Linked DNA regions of Homo sapiens: region 2 is linked to region 1. Evidence: chromatin contacts called from ENCODE Hi-C or POLR2A ChIA-PET data. All regions are on one chromosome and are shown on one strand. The core of a region is the stretch at or near the end of the contact, and the rest is flanking DNA. Distances in the headings are between cores, read along the strand shown. Region 1 holds the start of TRPV6 (transient receptor potential cation channel subfamily V member 6). Region 2 holds the start of ZYX (zyxin).

The links. Hi-C counts contacts between places; a loop is a spot of excess contacts on that map. ChIA-PET counts read pairs that join two places held with the same protein, here RNA polymerase II (POLR2A).
Region 2: a map of PC-9 shows a loop between it and region 1 (6-fold over the local background). The contact joins the promoter of ZYX here to the promoter of TRPV6 in region 1. A Hi-C loop is called at or near these places in 1 of 168 maps with a recorded cell type or tissue (PC-9). POLR2A ChIA-PET finds 5 or more read pairs at or near these places in 1 of 52 experiments (HEK293).

What each region holds. Positions count from the first base shown.
Region 1 is chr7:142,881,897-142,889,786 of GRCh38, reverse strand. TRPV6 (transient receptor potential cation channel subfamily V member 6) reads left to right here and starts at 4,042. Exons shown (of 15, transcript NM_018646.6): 1 at 4,042-4,398. The coding sequence starts at 4,151.
Region 2 is chr7:143,375,736-143,383,625 of GRCh38, reverse strand. ZYX (zyxin) reads right to left here and starts at 2,281. Exons shown (of 10, transcript NM_003461.5): 1 at 2,217-2,281; 2 at 1,847-2,069; 3 at 1,179-1,378; 4 at 941-1,033; 5 at 304-825. The coding sequence starts at 2,054. It overlaps FAM131B-AS2 (FAM131B antisense RNA 2), which reads left to right and starts at 2,601. Exons shown (of 2, transcript NR_161353.1): 1 at 2,601-3,360; 2 at 3,517-4,471. MIR6892 (microRNA 6892) reads right to left here and starts at 940; the gene lies at 826-940. It also overlaps a transcript of FAM131B not described here. RefSeq lists silencers at 1,762-1,811, 1,842-2,871 and enhancers at 3,372-3,461, 2,585-3,485, 3,642-3,721.

The DNA.
Region 1 (7,890 bases), core at 2,793-5,292:
AAATACACCAGTACACCCCCAAAATACCACACACATGCAATGCATGTACACACACACTACACACACACACACACACACCCCTCACCACAGAGACTAAGAGCAAGGGAGCAGAGATACTATTGCACAGTGACAGAGGCAGTAAGACAGGAAAAACTGAGCGAAACATAGAAAGACATAGGACAAATAAAAAGTGACAAAGCCAGAAAAAAACTATACATATACTTTTCTGGCTCTAAATCAGTGGTTCTCAATGGAGAATGATTTTGCCAATGTCAGCGTGTAAAGACATTCATGAGCAGCGTGTAAAGACATTCCTTGGTGGTCACAATGGAGGGGAGGGACATGCTACTGTCACCCAGTGAGTGGAGGCTCGGATGCTGCTAAACTTCCTACAATGCCTAGGACAGCCCTTGCAGAAAAGAATTATTTGTTCCGAAATATCAATAGTGCCGGGGTCGAGAAATTGTGCCCCAAATGCGGAAACATCGGGGGCACAGGAGCTCTTTGGAGCTCCTGTGCCTCCAGCTCAGGACTGTGTAACTGTGACCTCTCTGCCCCTCTCAGGGGCCGTCAGAGGAGGCTCTGACACTCTGCCCTGGGGCCCCCAGGGAAGCCTGAGGACCTCACTTTCACTTAGCATTTGAGGCTCAGCCCCAGGCAGGGAGGACTGGTTTAACCACCTGGTCCCCAGGTTGCCTGCTCCAGTCCTGTCCTCCCTCCCTCTTGGCTCCTGACCCCTTCGGTTCTCTTCAGGGCTTGGTCAGAGGCCACCACGAGGGCAGAAAAGAGGTCAGGCCATGCACTCATCATTATGGATAAAATCATTGAGAGGAAGAGCGACTCACTCAGAAGTCACACAAGTCTTATTATTTTTGGAGCCTGGGAAAGGGAACCGGGAGAGGCCAGCCCCGTGAGTGCTCTCCCAGGATCTCCAGTCTCCCCCTCACCACCTTCACCCCAAAACTCACAGCCTCCTGGGCATGCCCACTCCTTGACTGTGGGTTACAGAACCGATTCCTCCCATGTCAGGAGGTGCTGCCCTGGGGTGGAGTGGCACAGAGGGGGCTGTGCTAGTCTCAAGGGAGAAGGAGGTCCACGGCATCCTTCCTGTCCCCTGGAAACAAGCAATATGGGATGCAGGTTTAAGATGTGAGACTGAGGCTGGACGCGGTGGCTCACACCTGTAATCCCAGCACTTTGGGAGGCCGAGGCAGGCGGACCACAAGGTCAGGAGATCGAGACCATCCTGGCTAACATGGTGAAACCCCGTCTCTACTAAAAATACAAAAAATTAGCTGGGCATGGTGGCAGGCGCCTGTAGTCCCAGCTACCCGGGAGGCTGAGGCAGGAGAATGGCGTGAACCCAGGAGGCAGAGCTTGCAGTGAGCCGAGATCACGCCACTGCACTCTAGCCCGGATGACAGAGCAAGACTCCATCTCAAAAAAAAAAAAAAATGCGAGACTGAAAGTGATTGGTGGGGGTGCTTTCAGGAGCTTCTGGGGGTAGTGCCACCTACCCTAGGGCCACCTTCCCTTACTGATACGATGTTAGGTCCAAAGACCAAGAGAACATTGCAGCCAGAAGCTTATATCCTGCAAACTTGTCCTCCCCTCCCATCTGGACACCCCAATTTTGAGTCTGTTGGCTGATCCATGCACAACACCAGGTGGAGGAGGCTGAGGAAGAGGAAGAGCATTGGAAAACAACTTTGTCCTCCTCCTATCCTCCTCCCTCCCTAAGTCTCCCTCCCAAAGCCTCCCTCCCCCAGCCTCTCTCCCCAGCGTAACGAAGGCCTCATTGCTTTCTCTCCTTCCCCACCAGACACTAAACTGGGGTCTTTGAAGCTAAATAGGTCTTTGAAGCGACAAACCACTGGCTTAATGGGCACAAAGGTCTTGGGGTTCAAGGTTTGGGTTCTAGCACCTTCCCCCAACCCAGCCCGAACCCACTGACCCAGGTGGGTGGGGACGAAGCTAATCCAATTGAACTGTTTGCTCAGGACTGCGTGGCCTGGCCTCTGCCCAGCGGCAGGAACACAAATAGCTTTCCACTTGAAGGGGTCCTTCTCTCCCCTGCCCTACCTCAGCATCCACCTCCCTCCACACACCGACTCCCCCCACACACAGCACATATGACACACACCCCATGACATACATACACACACAACACACACCATACATACACACATAGTAAACCCACCATACACTACACAAATCATGTATACACCACACACACACACACACATCATGTACACGCACACATACCTTAAAGGTACCATATACATCACCCACTACACACCATACACACAACACACATGCAACAATCTTTCCACAATACGTATATACACAACACACATGTCACACATACCATCACAGACACCACATCCACACGCTCTACAGGCCATACCTACACATATCACATATATCATACACACGTAGACACATACCAAACACACCACAGGCACATCATATACATACAGCATACCACACACAAAACACCCCACCGATGCACATCATGAACACACGCATAAACACCACACACAAATGCACATGGGCACACACGCCATACACACGCCACACACACACTCCCCTGGCTGGGTCTTCCAACTCTGAGTCAGAGAAAGTTAGGACAAAACAGACTCTGAAGCTAGGAAGTGATCCACACACCTGTGACTCTGAACACCCAGACACCTGCCCCTAGGCTATTGGCACCTGGCTGGCACCAGGAGGTTGGATAAGCCCGGGCTTCTGCCCCTTTCCAGTGGAAAAGTTGAACTAAATGACCTTTCCGACAGCTTCCAGCAAGCTCATGATGGAGCTCTTTGTTGTGGGAAGACGATGGGCCATGCTTAATGCCATCATTCTTCTGTATGACTGTGCGAGTCACTTAACCTCTCTGAAGCTCTGTTGGCCAGTTAGAATGAGGAGGTGTGCTAGGGAGAAAGAAGTGGGCTTGGAATGAGGGATGGGTGTGAATCTTGCCTCTGCCACCTCTATGGCCTTGGGAGAGTTCCTTTACCATGGTGAGCTTTGGTTTCTCCCATCAATACAATGTAGATAATAATACCTGCCTTGCAGGTTTGTTACGAGTTTACCTGGGAACGCTCAGTTAAAAGGCCCAGCACACAGTAGCAGCTGAATGTCACCTCCACGGGAAGGCTGGCAGATAGAATACTTGCAAAACGTGGGGTATATTTATACTAAAAAATTCTTTGTTGTTTATCTAAAATTCAAATTTGACCACGTGTCCTGTATTTTATCGGGCACCCACCCCATGCACGGGGCATTGTGGACAGTCTGTGGAGCTCCTGAGCAGGGGGTCTGCCCAGAGCTAGATTTTGTGCCCTGGCTGGTGAGCGAAGAATGCATTTTACATCTTTGGGGGTGGTTAGAAAACAACCACCAAAACAAAACCAAAGAATAACGTACATTAGAGAGTGTACATGGCTTGCAAAACCTAACATCTTTACATTTCCTATCAGCCCTTCCAGAAAAAGTTTGCTGACCCAAAGGTGATGGGGACTGAGAGGAAAGTCTGGGAGAACTGAGTATCTTCGCAATTTATATACCTATTTCAGGCCTGGCAAGAATGAAACTGGAAGAGTCCAGAAAATGGAATTCTCCAGGACATAAGCAGGGGGAGGCAGAGAGTGAGGCAGGTGGTCGGCAGAAGAGGCACTGTGGGAAAGTGGGGCGCTCCCTCCTGGGAGTCCTCAACATTGGGAATGGGCCTGCCCTGACTCCTCCCCTCCTTTCTCACTGCCTAGAGTCTCTCAGGGTAGGTCACTGGGTGTTCTGACGTCCAAGGGAGGCCTCGCCAGTCTTTCTGAAGGCCTCCCTGGTTGTGACTGGCCTGGGGGCAGGGAGAGAGCCCTGGGTGGAGAAAGAATTGGAGTTGGCACAAGTCCCCCTTGGTAGGCAGGTCTGTGGCTGGCCTGTGTCTTTAAATCTCAGGTAATTTGGGAGGAGGGAGGGCGTGTCCGTGCAGCTTTGGCTCCTCCTGCTCACTCCCAGCAGGAGCTCCAGACAGGCCAGCCCTGCAGAGTCCTGGCTGGCTCTGCCAAGTGTAACAAACTCACAGCCCTCTCCAAACTGGCTGGGGCTGCTGGGAGACTCCCAAGGAACTCGTCAGGAAGGCAGGAGACAGGAGACGGGACCTCTACAGGGAGACGGTGGGCCGGCCCTTGGGGGGGCTGATGTGGCCCCAAGGCTGAGTCCCGTCAGGGTCTGGCCTCGGCCTCAGGCCCCCAAGGAGCCGGCCCTACACCCCATGGGTTTGTCACTGCCCAAGGAGAAAGGGCTAATTCTCTGCCTATGGAGCAAGTTCTGCAGATGGTTCCAGAGACGGGAGTCCTGGGCCCAGAGCCGAGATGAGCAGAACCTGCTGCAGCAGAAGAGGTAAGGCCCCCTTGGTCTGCTCCCTTCCCCACCTCCCCAGGCCTGCACCTCTACCCCTCACCCCTCCCTCACCTCCCGTCTTTGTTTGGCACCTTTGGCTGGACAGATGGTGCTCCCAGGCCCGGACTGGCTCCTTGGGAGCATTCTGTCTTAAGAGCCTCAGCCTGTAGGGCTGGTGAAAGAGGATGGGGTTGAGATGGGCACAGGTGTTCACTATCTTAAGATCTAATTCGATTCTGCAAGCCTCTTGTGAGTACTTCTCTAAGGGCCAGGCGTCTTGCTGGGGCTTGTAAGGATAGAGCATCACAGCCCCTCCACCCAAGAGGGGACGGCAGGTGAGGACAATGCCTTCTGTATCTCCACTGCTTGCCTCTAGAACAGTCTCTCTGGCAGGAACACATAGTATACATATGTTCGCATGGAGGAATGAGTGAACGATTGAATGAATGAAGCAGAGAGAACCGCGGACACCAGGAACCAGAAAATAAGACAAAATGTGAAAAAAGTGACCATTCCTATGTATCTGTCTCATCAGACACTGACCAAGGCCTTACTATTTGCCCAGCACTGGGGGGATATGAAGACCTACAACGCTCAAACCCAACCTTGAGGTGTATTTCTCTCTCAGTGCGGGTGGGGACTGAGGGGAAGCGGGTCAAAATAACAGATGTTCCGAGGACCTGTGCTCTTCCGCATTCAGGTGGTGGAAATCGAGACTCTAGCGTTTAAGCCCTAAGGACATTCACTGGTGGCTTCCAGCCCCTGAAAACTTCCTAAACCCGTGTCCTGCTTTCTTCACCATGACAGCTTGGAGTACAGAGCAGGAGAGGAGCAGGGAATCGGAACTCAGGGCTATCCCTGCATGTGGTCTCTTCTTCAAGGTCTCTAATAGAGTTCTCTACCCAGTTGGTGGCATGCTAGAAGGAAGTCCTGCCTGTTGGGGCTTTCCCTGGGTCACGAAGGAGGCAGATGTCTGGTCATAGAGGAAAGCCTGAAGTCTTTGTGCCTTAGGGTTTTTCTCTGACCCCAAGAGTAGGAGCCTGCTTTAGCCTGACCGGGGAGGCTGCCTGGAGGCCCCTGTGTTTTCTTTTGCTGAAGGATTCTGGGTTGGGGATGGTCTCTTTCTGTGAATTATGGCTTCCCATCTCTCCAGCCGCCCACCTCTCCCCCAAGGCCTGGGAGAGTGGGGACTGGAGCACATGTTTGGCTGATGACATCTTGGGGCAACAGAATGGCATTGTTGTTAGAGAGTAGGTCGTCCTCACTGGCTTCACTCATCCTCTTCCCACTCTTAGGACCCCAGGGCCAGGGGATCCAGGCACAGAGTGCAAAAAGGCCTGGGGGATTGGAAGGGGTGGTGGAGATTCCCTGTGTGCGATATCAGGGGAGAGCAGAGGGGAGGCCCTGCGCTGAGTGGCTGAGAATAGGCTGCTTCCGCATGTCCTGTCTGCCCTCACTTTTCCTCAGATCATATGGGGGCTGCCTCTGCAGACTTTGGCTAGAAAGGCTTGATGTCACCCTTGGGAGGGATCCCCCCTCCCTGCCCTGATCTCCTTACTGGCCTCCGCACTTTCTTGGCCTTCTTCTTGCTGGATATCAGGTGTCCAGAGCAATGACTCTTCTTTGGGTGGGCACTTCCCAGAAGGATGCTGAAATTGCCTGCAAGGGGAGTTTCCTAATCTGTGCCGTCAACCAAAGAGAAGGCATGGGGGCATTGAGATAAACATGGGATGACTAAGTAAATAGGAACAATATGGACAAGTGAGGGGTGAGCTAATGGAAGAAAGGAGCACACAATGATTGAGAACCCAGTGCTGTACTAGGTACTACCACCTGCCTTATCTCCGTCATCCCGGTAACAATAATGGAAGGTGGGTCCTGTTATCCCCCTATGAATGGGGCAGGCCCAGAACCCTAGAGCAAGTAAATGGTGAAGTTGAATTTGTTCCAAAGGGGACTCACAGGGAGAACTGTGGGGTGGGATTGCGTGGGATTCCATGCGGTACAGGATGGTCTAGTGAGAAAGGAAGGCTTTGAGTCTCTCCAGGATGATCGGGAACCCAAACTCCTCTTTTTACAGTGGACGTTTCTTGGTGCTTAGCACGCAGCCCGCTCTGCTTAAATCTACATTGCTGGGATCCAAGTCGAGCTCTCAACTTTCTCCCGTGTCCTCCAGGTCATCTCCCCCTTGGGCTTGGGTTTTCTCACTTCCTGATATTTAATGCATTACACATTTATTGAACATAAGGCACTCCACCTTTCTGCAGAAAATGAATATGACACTGTTCCTGCTCTCAGGGAGTTCTCATTCCTATGACCAAAGTTTACTGAAGGCACATACGGGGCTAAAGATGGGCTTAGTAGACATCACTAGAAGGGTGTAAATGAGTGTTCTGGAAGCATAGAGGGGGAAGTGTGAGATCTGATTTCGGCTGCTGTGGGGTGTCCTGGGCAGCTTCATAGAGGCTGCTTAACCTGAACCCCACTCCAGCCCATGTGCTGGCACTTTGTCATCTAAGGAGCAATTTGGAGGGAAGGTGATGCTTGTTGGAGCTTTTTTTAGGGTTAAATACCTGTATGAAATGTGTGAATTGAGTGTCTGAAAAGTCATCCCTGGGTTTCTCTGGTATATTGTGCACGCTTGCCTTGGTAAATACTTACACACATGCCTACTTGTAAATGCGCAAATAGACATGTGCACAAAAGGAGCTGTGGCACTTAGGATGGCAGCCGATTCCAAATCTCTAAACAACCACTTTGGCTTTCTCATCCCCATTGCCAGGAACATGAGCTGGAGGGAGGTGGCCCACAAGTGCCCAATGTATGCCTCCGCCCCACACATTACCGCTCTTTCCTTCATCTGTGGTCACTGCTCAGGCTTGCCCCCCAACCTCCAAGAAAAATCAGGAGGAGCCATAAAACTAGAAGAACCACATAATTTAGTGGTCAGAGCCTGGGGCTGGATTCTTGGCCAAGCATCCTGCCTTTAACTCCGTGTGATCTTCTGGCAATGATTTGGTTATGCCGCTTCAGTTTCCTTTTCTGAAGCATGGGAGAACTATTCAGCTGGTGTTAGAAGGTTGTAAAGAGCAAAAGTGATAATGAGTGAGATGCTGCGGGAATGAGAGGGGCCATGAACTTCCCCTGCACAGCACTGTATCCACCCAGGAATGCAAGAAGCCACGCACTCCGAGCAACCCTGTTATGTACCAGCCCCAGCCCTGCCCAGAGGGTACACTCACTGGTGGGAAAGGTATTTGTGGAGAGACCAGTGGGACCCATGCCTGTCTTCTCTAACTCCTCTTCCAGCCCTGATTAAAACTGAGAATCGTGACCAAGAAATGACCAGTGGGGCATGCGTCGTGGCTCTGTCTCTGACTTGCTTCCTCCATCTGTTTCATGAGCAGATTTGACTCAGTTTCTGAGGGGCTTTCTAGCTCTAAAAATCTTATTTGAACTTTTCTCAAGAGTCTTGTGATCCTGCCTTGTTTC
Region 2 (7,890 bases), core at 1,032-3,531, 500 kb before region 1:
TTTCTGGGGTAAAGGCACAAGGAAAGGTCCACCAGATCCTCCTAATTCAGAGCCCATGCTCTCTGCGCCGTCCCAGCCAGGCCCCACCCAGCCCCACACCCAGCCAGGCCTCTCCTCCAGAGGAGCATTTTCCTACCATTGTTCCACCAGGCTAACCCCAGAGGATGAAAATTCCTATCCCGCCACCCCGCAACCCCCGTGTCCACCCTGACTCTCCAATCACCTTATGCTTATGCTCTGGCTCCTGACCCAGCCCCGCCCCAGTGCCCTGGTACCAAGCCTTGTCCTATCACCATCCCTCACCTGGTTTTGGTTCTGAGCCGGTGGGGGCACGGGGTGCTGCTTCTCCTGCACTCGGGGCTTCTCCCTCTGCTGGGCATAGGTGAAGCTGGGAGGTTGAGGGGAGCCTGTGCCAGCAGAAAGAGCTTCGGGGTGCCCCAATTTTTGATTTGGTTGTGACCCAGATCCACCTGGGGCTCCAGGACTGAACTTGGAAGCCACAGGAGTAAACTTAGGAGTCACTGGAGAAAACTTAGGGGCTGGAGCCGGAGATGAGGCTGGGGGCCCTCGGGGCTGGGTGTTAGCCAAAGACACAGGCTGGGTCTGGGACTGGACATGGAGTTGGACCTGAGGCTTGGGCTGGGGCTGGGGCTGAACATGGAACTGTGTCTGGCTCTGAGCCGGAGCCGGAACCTGGGGCAGAGGCTGGGAGCTGGAAGGGGACTTCCAAGGAGGCAGGGGTGCTGTGCCCCCGGCTGCAGGCTTGGTACTGGACTTGGAACTGAATGGAGTGGCCACTGGTGGGGGCACATATCCAGATGACACCTGCAAGGGGTGGGAGAGGGAAGAGAGATGCAGTCAGGAGGACACCATCCTCCTTAGTTCTATGCCCAGTCTCTCTGGCCCTGAGCCCTGCTTTTCCTACTCTCCGGTCCCTTACCCGGGCTTTGAAAGGATCATTCTTGGTCATGTCATCCAGCAGTGAGGACAGAGAGTCGATCTCCAAATCAATACTGCTCACCTTCTCCCTGGGCTAGAGGGTCAGAGGTCAGAGCACCTATTCCATGCCTCTATCCCCCCACCCCCAAGGCAGAGGTGCAGGGGAGGTAAGAAGAAAGGGCCCTCTTCTCCTCTCCTTGGGGGTGTCCAGTGCAGCCGCCCCTCCCAGGCCTCCGTACCTGTGGTGGGGGCGGTATGGGGGCCTCAGGCCCTCCCTCCTCCTCCGGAGGAGGCGGCGGGGAAGGGAAGATCTCCTCCTCCAGAGGCGCAGGGGGAAATGATTCCTCGATCGGGGGAGGGGGCGGCGGGAAGGCACCTCCCAGAGCACCCTCTGCATCGTCGCCATCCCCAGCAAGGGGAGGTGGAGGCAGGGGAAAGTCTGGGGTAGGAAGGAGAAAGACGTCGGCCGGGGTCCCTCTACCCCTCACCCAAGCTCCCCTCAGTTAACCGCTCTAACCCCTAACCCAAGAACTCTCTCAGGGGTCCCAGAGCGTGTGGGGAAGCAAAGGAGGGGCGCAGGGCGCCCTGGGAGTACCAGGTCAGGAAAGGCCGGGCGCACTGCCGAGGAGTGGTGCAGCTCCCGTTACACTTCGGAAAACGGACCCGGAGGGGAAGATTCGTGCCCCACATTCCCGACTCCCACTCCCAGGCGGGGGACTTGGAACGGTCCCAGGAGCCCTGGCTCCCAGCCACGAGCTCCACGATGAGGTAAGAACATCTGCTCGGGACAGGGTGGCTGCGCCCAGCCCCCTCGGCAACAACCTTTCCAGACATCCCCAAATTCCCGAAACGACTGCCCCCCACCCCGGCTCCTGCCGGGGTACATTCCCCAAGCCCCGCCGCATACCTTCCGGGGGCGGCGGGGGAATCTCGCCCACCCGGCCCATCTGTGCGCGCTGGGCCCCGGGTGCCGGGGGAGGCTCGCTGTCCCCGGGCCGGAAGGGATTCACTTTGGGCTTTGGGGCCACCACAGGGCCGAACTTCTTCTGCGGGGCGTAAAAAGCCGGAGCCGAGACCGAAACGGAGATCGCGGGAGACGGGCGGGGGGCCGCCATGGCCGGGCCGGGCTGCTGGGGTGGGTCGCCGGGTTACGCAGCGCGGAGCCGGGCTCAGGAGCCCCAGGCGGTCCCAGCTCCCCTTGGTGACCCCCACTCGCCCCCTCCCGGCGCCCCGCGCCCCCTCCCCGTGGGGCCGCCCTGCCGCTCCCCGCGCCTCACCGCAGGCCGGAGCGTGCGCGCCGCGTCTCGGGTGGCCGCCTCGGCGCCGGGTCCGCAGACTCTGCGTCCCGGTCCGGAGCAGCCTCCAGCCGGGCGGGGAGGGACACACGGAAGGAGGAGGGAGGGAGAAGAGAGGGGGCGGGGAGAGAGCGGCGCCCAGACCATACAAGGAGCGGCCCGGAGAGGGGGCGGGGAGAGCGGGGAAGGGCGGACCAGGCAGGAAACTCCCCCAGGAAGGGGCCCTGATCCTGCCTCAGGCCGGAGGCTCCGCCGAGGTCCGCTCGCCCCCACCCCACTCACTGCCGCCCCCGCCGCCCCAGCCCGGCTCAGACCCCCACTCCCTGAGCACAGGCCTCTGATGTCATTTCCTGACCTGCCTCCCCCTCCCCGCCCGACCCGCGGGTGCCCGAGATCTGACTCACCGTCCCCCTCCGGGCTTAGCCGGCGGAGGTGGGGCGGGTGCCGCCGAGGTAGCCACGCAGCCCCTGTGCGCCTCCGGCCCGGCCCAGCGACCTCCTCTCGGGCCTGCCGTTACCCGGTCCCCTCCTGCCACCACCCGCTACCCGGCCACCCCGAGTCCGCCTGGGGTGGCCGAACGTATGGAGCTGGGCTCCAGGGTGCACGGGGATGGGGGGTGAGGAGCGGGGCGTTCTCCCTCCCAGCACCCCCCAGCTGACTCTGTGCCCGGAGGGGGTGTGTGAGCCGGAACCTCCAGCATTCTTGGGGATACGAACTTCCAACGCTGGGCAGCCTCTTAAGGCTTCTAGGAATTCGCATCCCCAGCGCCCCAGCCAGCAGATCGGTTGCGAGAGGGACCGTTCGGGTCCGCGGGGCCGGGAATGGAGGTGGGAGGGCGGGGCCGAGGCGGCGGCCGCCTGCGGACTGGAGACCCGGGAGGACGGACGCGGACGCGGGCTGCTCGTCTTTTACGGCCCTTCAACGCCCACCACGACCCACTCCTCTTGGAGACCCCGGGCGACGGTGGGGCTCTTGGGCATTCTGAGACTGCGCTTGGTGGAGACCCCGGGCGACGGTGGAGCTCTTGGGCATTCTGAGACTGCGCTTGGTGGAGCCCCCTACTGGCCAGACTGGATTTCTCAGCCTGCGACTCAGCCCCAGGCTACACGAAAGAAGCCAGACCTGGGTAATTCTTCTAGTTCTTTTTTTTTTTTTTTTTAATTGCACTGGGAAACTTCCCCAATCTCGGCCCCAGTTCTTTCTCCAAACTAAGGAGTCATGGCCTTTCGCCCGCTAGTCCAGTATGCACCCGTAGGCGCTTCATTTTCTCTCCTCTTGTCAGCTTTTACTGCCTCCTGAGGCCTTCGTCTTGTTCACACTGAGTGTCCAGTCCCTCCAAATCCGGCTACACTCTACTGGCAAGGAGCACCTGGGCCATGTTTTAGAGATCATCCGAGGACTAACCCCAAAAGTTTATGAAGAGAAAGCAGAGGCCGAGCTGAAGAGATGGACCCGGGTCACACCCAGGTAAAGGCAGGATCTAAACTGAAACTGGTGTCAGATCTGGTTGCCTTGCACCCCTGATATCAGGTGAAGCAACACTGGGCAGGATAGAGCAGAGTGAGGTCAGAGTGTGAAGATCCAGCCTGATGCCCAAACTGACGCCTCTTCATTCTCCCCTGCTCCATCTGTAAACGTCACGGTTAATCCATCTACTTTATTGCATTATATAGAGAAATAAATGAAATGTCATAGCTGTATGCGCTATATGACTCAGTATTATTATTCAAATTCCAGTTCTGCCCAGAATGAAAATTCTGACCTGGTTACACTAAGGCGTTTTCCCCCATATGTCCCTTTCTGGGTTGCCAGGCAGATCTCTCAGGGGCCTCGGTATGTGCAATGTCCTCTCTTTCCTTCAACCTTATTAAGTCTTTAATTATACCTAGGACGACATCTTAATCACTTTTGCAAACCCCACTGATCTTTTTCTCTGGCATCTCATTGTCTTTGTCACCACCAGTATTTCTCACAGCCACAGGCATGTGTGGCCATGTATGATGGGTAGTACGCAGTGCACACCTCTCTGACACGCTCAAGCCAGCCCTGGGCCTGTCTCTGAAGACATGTTAGAAATTTGATACTGGATTTCCTGTGCATGTTGGAGATTGTGTCTTGGGCTTCACAGACCAAAAGTCTCATCACAAATCCTTCAAAATATGGCCCCTTTGGGGAAAAAAAGATAGTTAAGAAGATGATTTCAAGATAACTCATAGGAATAAAAGCTATCTACCCTCTAAATGTCTCCTTAAGTAATGTGCGCGTGCAAAATAGAGTATGTGTAATTGTTAGGCAGCTGAACCTATTTTTAAATCAGAAATAGAAGAGTGCGTAGGCAGGCATAGTTTTACTGACAACTAAGAGCATTCAGAATGCGGAATATTCAAACAAAGACTTTTAAGCCAGCCATTCTAAATACAAGTAGAAACACCCAGAGTATCCCAGAAGAACAGAATCACTGCCCAAGATGTCTCAAGAGGAGCAGCAGAGTCAGTGCTCTTAAAATGAAGACAATGGGCTGGGCGCAGTGGCTCACGCCTGTAATCCCAGCACTTTGGAGGCCAAGGCAGGCAGATCACTTGAGGTCGGAAGTTTGAGACAAGCCTGACCAACGTGGTGAAACCCAGTCTCTACTAAAAATACAAAAATTAGCCTGGTGAGGTGGCGGGAGCGTGTAGTCCCAGCTACTGGGGAGGCTGAAGCAGGAGAAGAATCGCTTGAACCCAGGAGGCGGAAGTTGCAGTGAGCCAAGATCACGCCACTGCACTCCAGCCTGGGCAACAGAGTGAGACTCCATCTCAAAAAAAAAAAAAAAAAAAATGCAGGAAATGAACAAGAGTGGCCTTAACGATTGCTGGGCATTTTTCTTAAGTAAGCAATTCTAATTGATATCCTTAGGCAGTATGTGTGAAGTACAGCAAATAAGAAGATGTTCCTGACTAAAGAATGCCCAACAGCTTAAGACCAGGCCAGGGAGACAAAGTGAGAAAATGGCCACTGCCCTTTACTACCTAAAACATCTTCACGCGCCTCCAAGGATTTATAACCATCAGGTACCAGAAAGTTTTCTTCAAGAGTGCACAGCATAAAGTAGGAAGTTAAGAGCAGTCAGGGAAGGAAAATGAAAAGACAGTGTCACAACAAAAGAATGATTTCTAAAATGGAAAGAGAAATGTGACCAGGAGGTTCTTTCCATATGCCAACTGCAGATGGATAGAGGTTCACTCACGGGCCAGGGACCACGTGAAGCATTCTGAAAACAGCAACAATAGCAGCACCCTAATAACATCAACAACTATAATAGCAGCACACGCTGAGAGAATGCTTAGAATATTGTTTGAGGTGCAATGCTAAGCACTTTAAATATATTAGCCCTGGCCAGGCACAGTGGCTCACGCCTGTAATCCCAGCACTTTGGGAGGCCAAGGTGGGTGGATCACCTGAGGTCAGGAGTTCAAGACCAACCTGGCCAAGATATAGTGAAACCCCATCTCTACTAAAAATACAAAAATTAGCTGGGCGTGGTGGCACGTGCCTGTAGTCTCAGCTACTCAGGAGGCTAAGATGGGAGAATCACTTGAACCTGGGAGGCGGAGGTTGCAGTGAGCCAAAATCGCACCACTGCATACCAGCCTGGGTGACAGATCGAGACTCTGTCCAAAAAACAAACAAACATATATGTATGTTTGTTTATATATATATTCGCCCCTTCTAATCATCACTATAAACCTGTGAGGAATATACATCATTATCCCATTTTTTAGTTAAGGAAACTGAGGCTAACTGGATGTTGGATTTCTCACCTCCTAAACTGCAAAATTTTTTTGCAACACAAATATTAAGACTCTCCTGCCCCATCCTTGCTTCCATCCTTGTATTCCATCACTTCTCCTCAGGCCCTCCTACCTGGTCCATCAACAGCCCCTTTCAAGTCTGCCTTCACCCCAACACCCCTACTTTATACCTGTGGGCTACCATTTTCTCTTTCTGTCTCATGACACCATCAAATTCTGTCTGTTTATATATCTATCTGCATGTGAACACATACACACATTTTGTATATGCAAGCTATATGTATACGTGCTTTTGTAAAATAGCACATTTCCAGAAGATGTCAAGAATTGTTAACAGCACAGCCAGGCGCAGTGGCTCATGCCTGTAATCTCACCACCTTGGGAGGCTGAGGTGGGAGGATCACTTGAGGCCGGGAGTTCAAGACTAGGCATGGCCAACATGGAGAAACCCCGTCTCTAGAAAAAATACAAACATAAGCCGGGTTGGTGGTGTGCGCCTGTAATCCCAGCTACGAGAATTGCTTGAACCAGGAGGTGGAGGTTGCAGTGAGCCGAGATCGAGATCGTGCCACTGCACTCCATCCTGGGCGAGGAATGCGACTGTGTGTCAAAAAAATAAACAAATAAAAAAGAATTGTTAACAGTAGTTAATGTTAGGGAGTAGATTGAGGAGGACAGAAGGCTTTTATACTTTTGTATTTTGTCCCTGTGAACATGTATTACTTTATAATCTGAAAAAAGAAAGGAGAGAAATGAAAGAGCCGTTGTATCTTTTTCCTGATATTGGAGCACCTCCCTTGCGCTGAGTACTGTGTGCACTCGGCCTGCAGCTTCCCACTTGCTCCCAGATTTACTGCCCCTCTCATCCCACTGGCCTGCATGCCAGTACAAAAGAATCTCTCCCTGAGGGAACTGCAGACACGGTGGATGATGAACCATGGATGGGTTGGGCGCGCATCAGGATGAGGTCTGGGTGAAGCACACAGCAAGACCCAGAGACCTTTGCAGTCAAGGCCAAGGTTGAGCAGCCTCCTGCCCTGTCCAAGGGCCACTCCCCCAAGAGAGGGGTGGGACTGACAACCACAAATGCCCACGTTTCCTTCTTTCTTCAGGGTCAGCCCAGGAAGCTGACATCAGAGCATCATCCCCTATACACTTTCCCTCCCATTCCCAACCTCAGTTCAGCCAACATTTACCAGTTAATTTCTATATTCTAGGCACTCTGGATATAAAGAAAAATAAACTCAGTTCTTGCCCTCAAGAAACTCTCCATCTGGGGGGAAAATACTTAAGTAGATAGTTTTAGTATAATAAGTGTTAAGATTAGAAAAAAAAATTTTCTAATCACCCACCCAATAGAGCTGGCTTGGTGTGGCTACTAATTACAATACCTGGGTGGCCTTCTCACCATGTAACCTCATTATTATCCCACCGGATCAGAAGCAGCAGTGAGGATTCCAGGACCAGGGAACCAGAATCTACATAAGGCATCCAGGGAGCAGAGGTCAGAGAAGCAGGAGAAGGCAGGAGTCCCCTCATCCCAAGGGCTGGGCCAGATGGGCACCCAAAGGCACTGCAAGCATCAGCAGCCAGAAATGTGTGGTGGGTGGAAGGGGCAGAGCGAGGCAGATGGTCAGATGGCGAGGAGTCAGCAACCAAGGGAGCTGAGAAGGGCAGACAGGAAAAGAGACCCAAGGCACCAACAGCAGCACAGCCAGGTTGCTGGCACCGAGGCAGCCGCTAGTGGAGCATCAGCTGCCTTCATTCTCTGTGCACCCAGAGGAAGCCAAAATCAGAGAGCCTGGCCTAGAAGCTGGAGTGTTTGTCACTGAAAATAGCCGACTAAGTCACTGGCAGGAGTA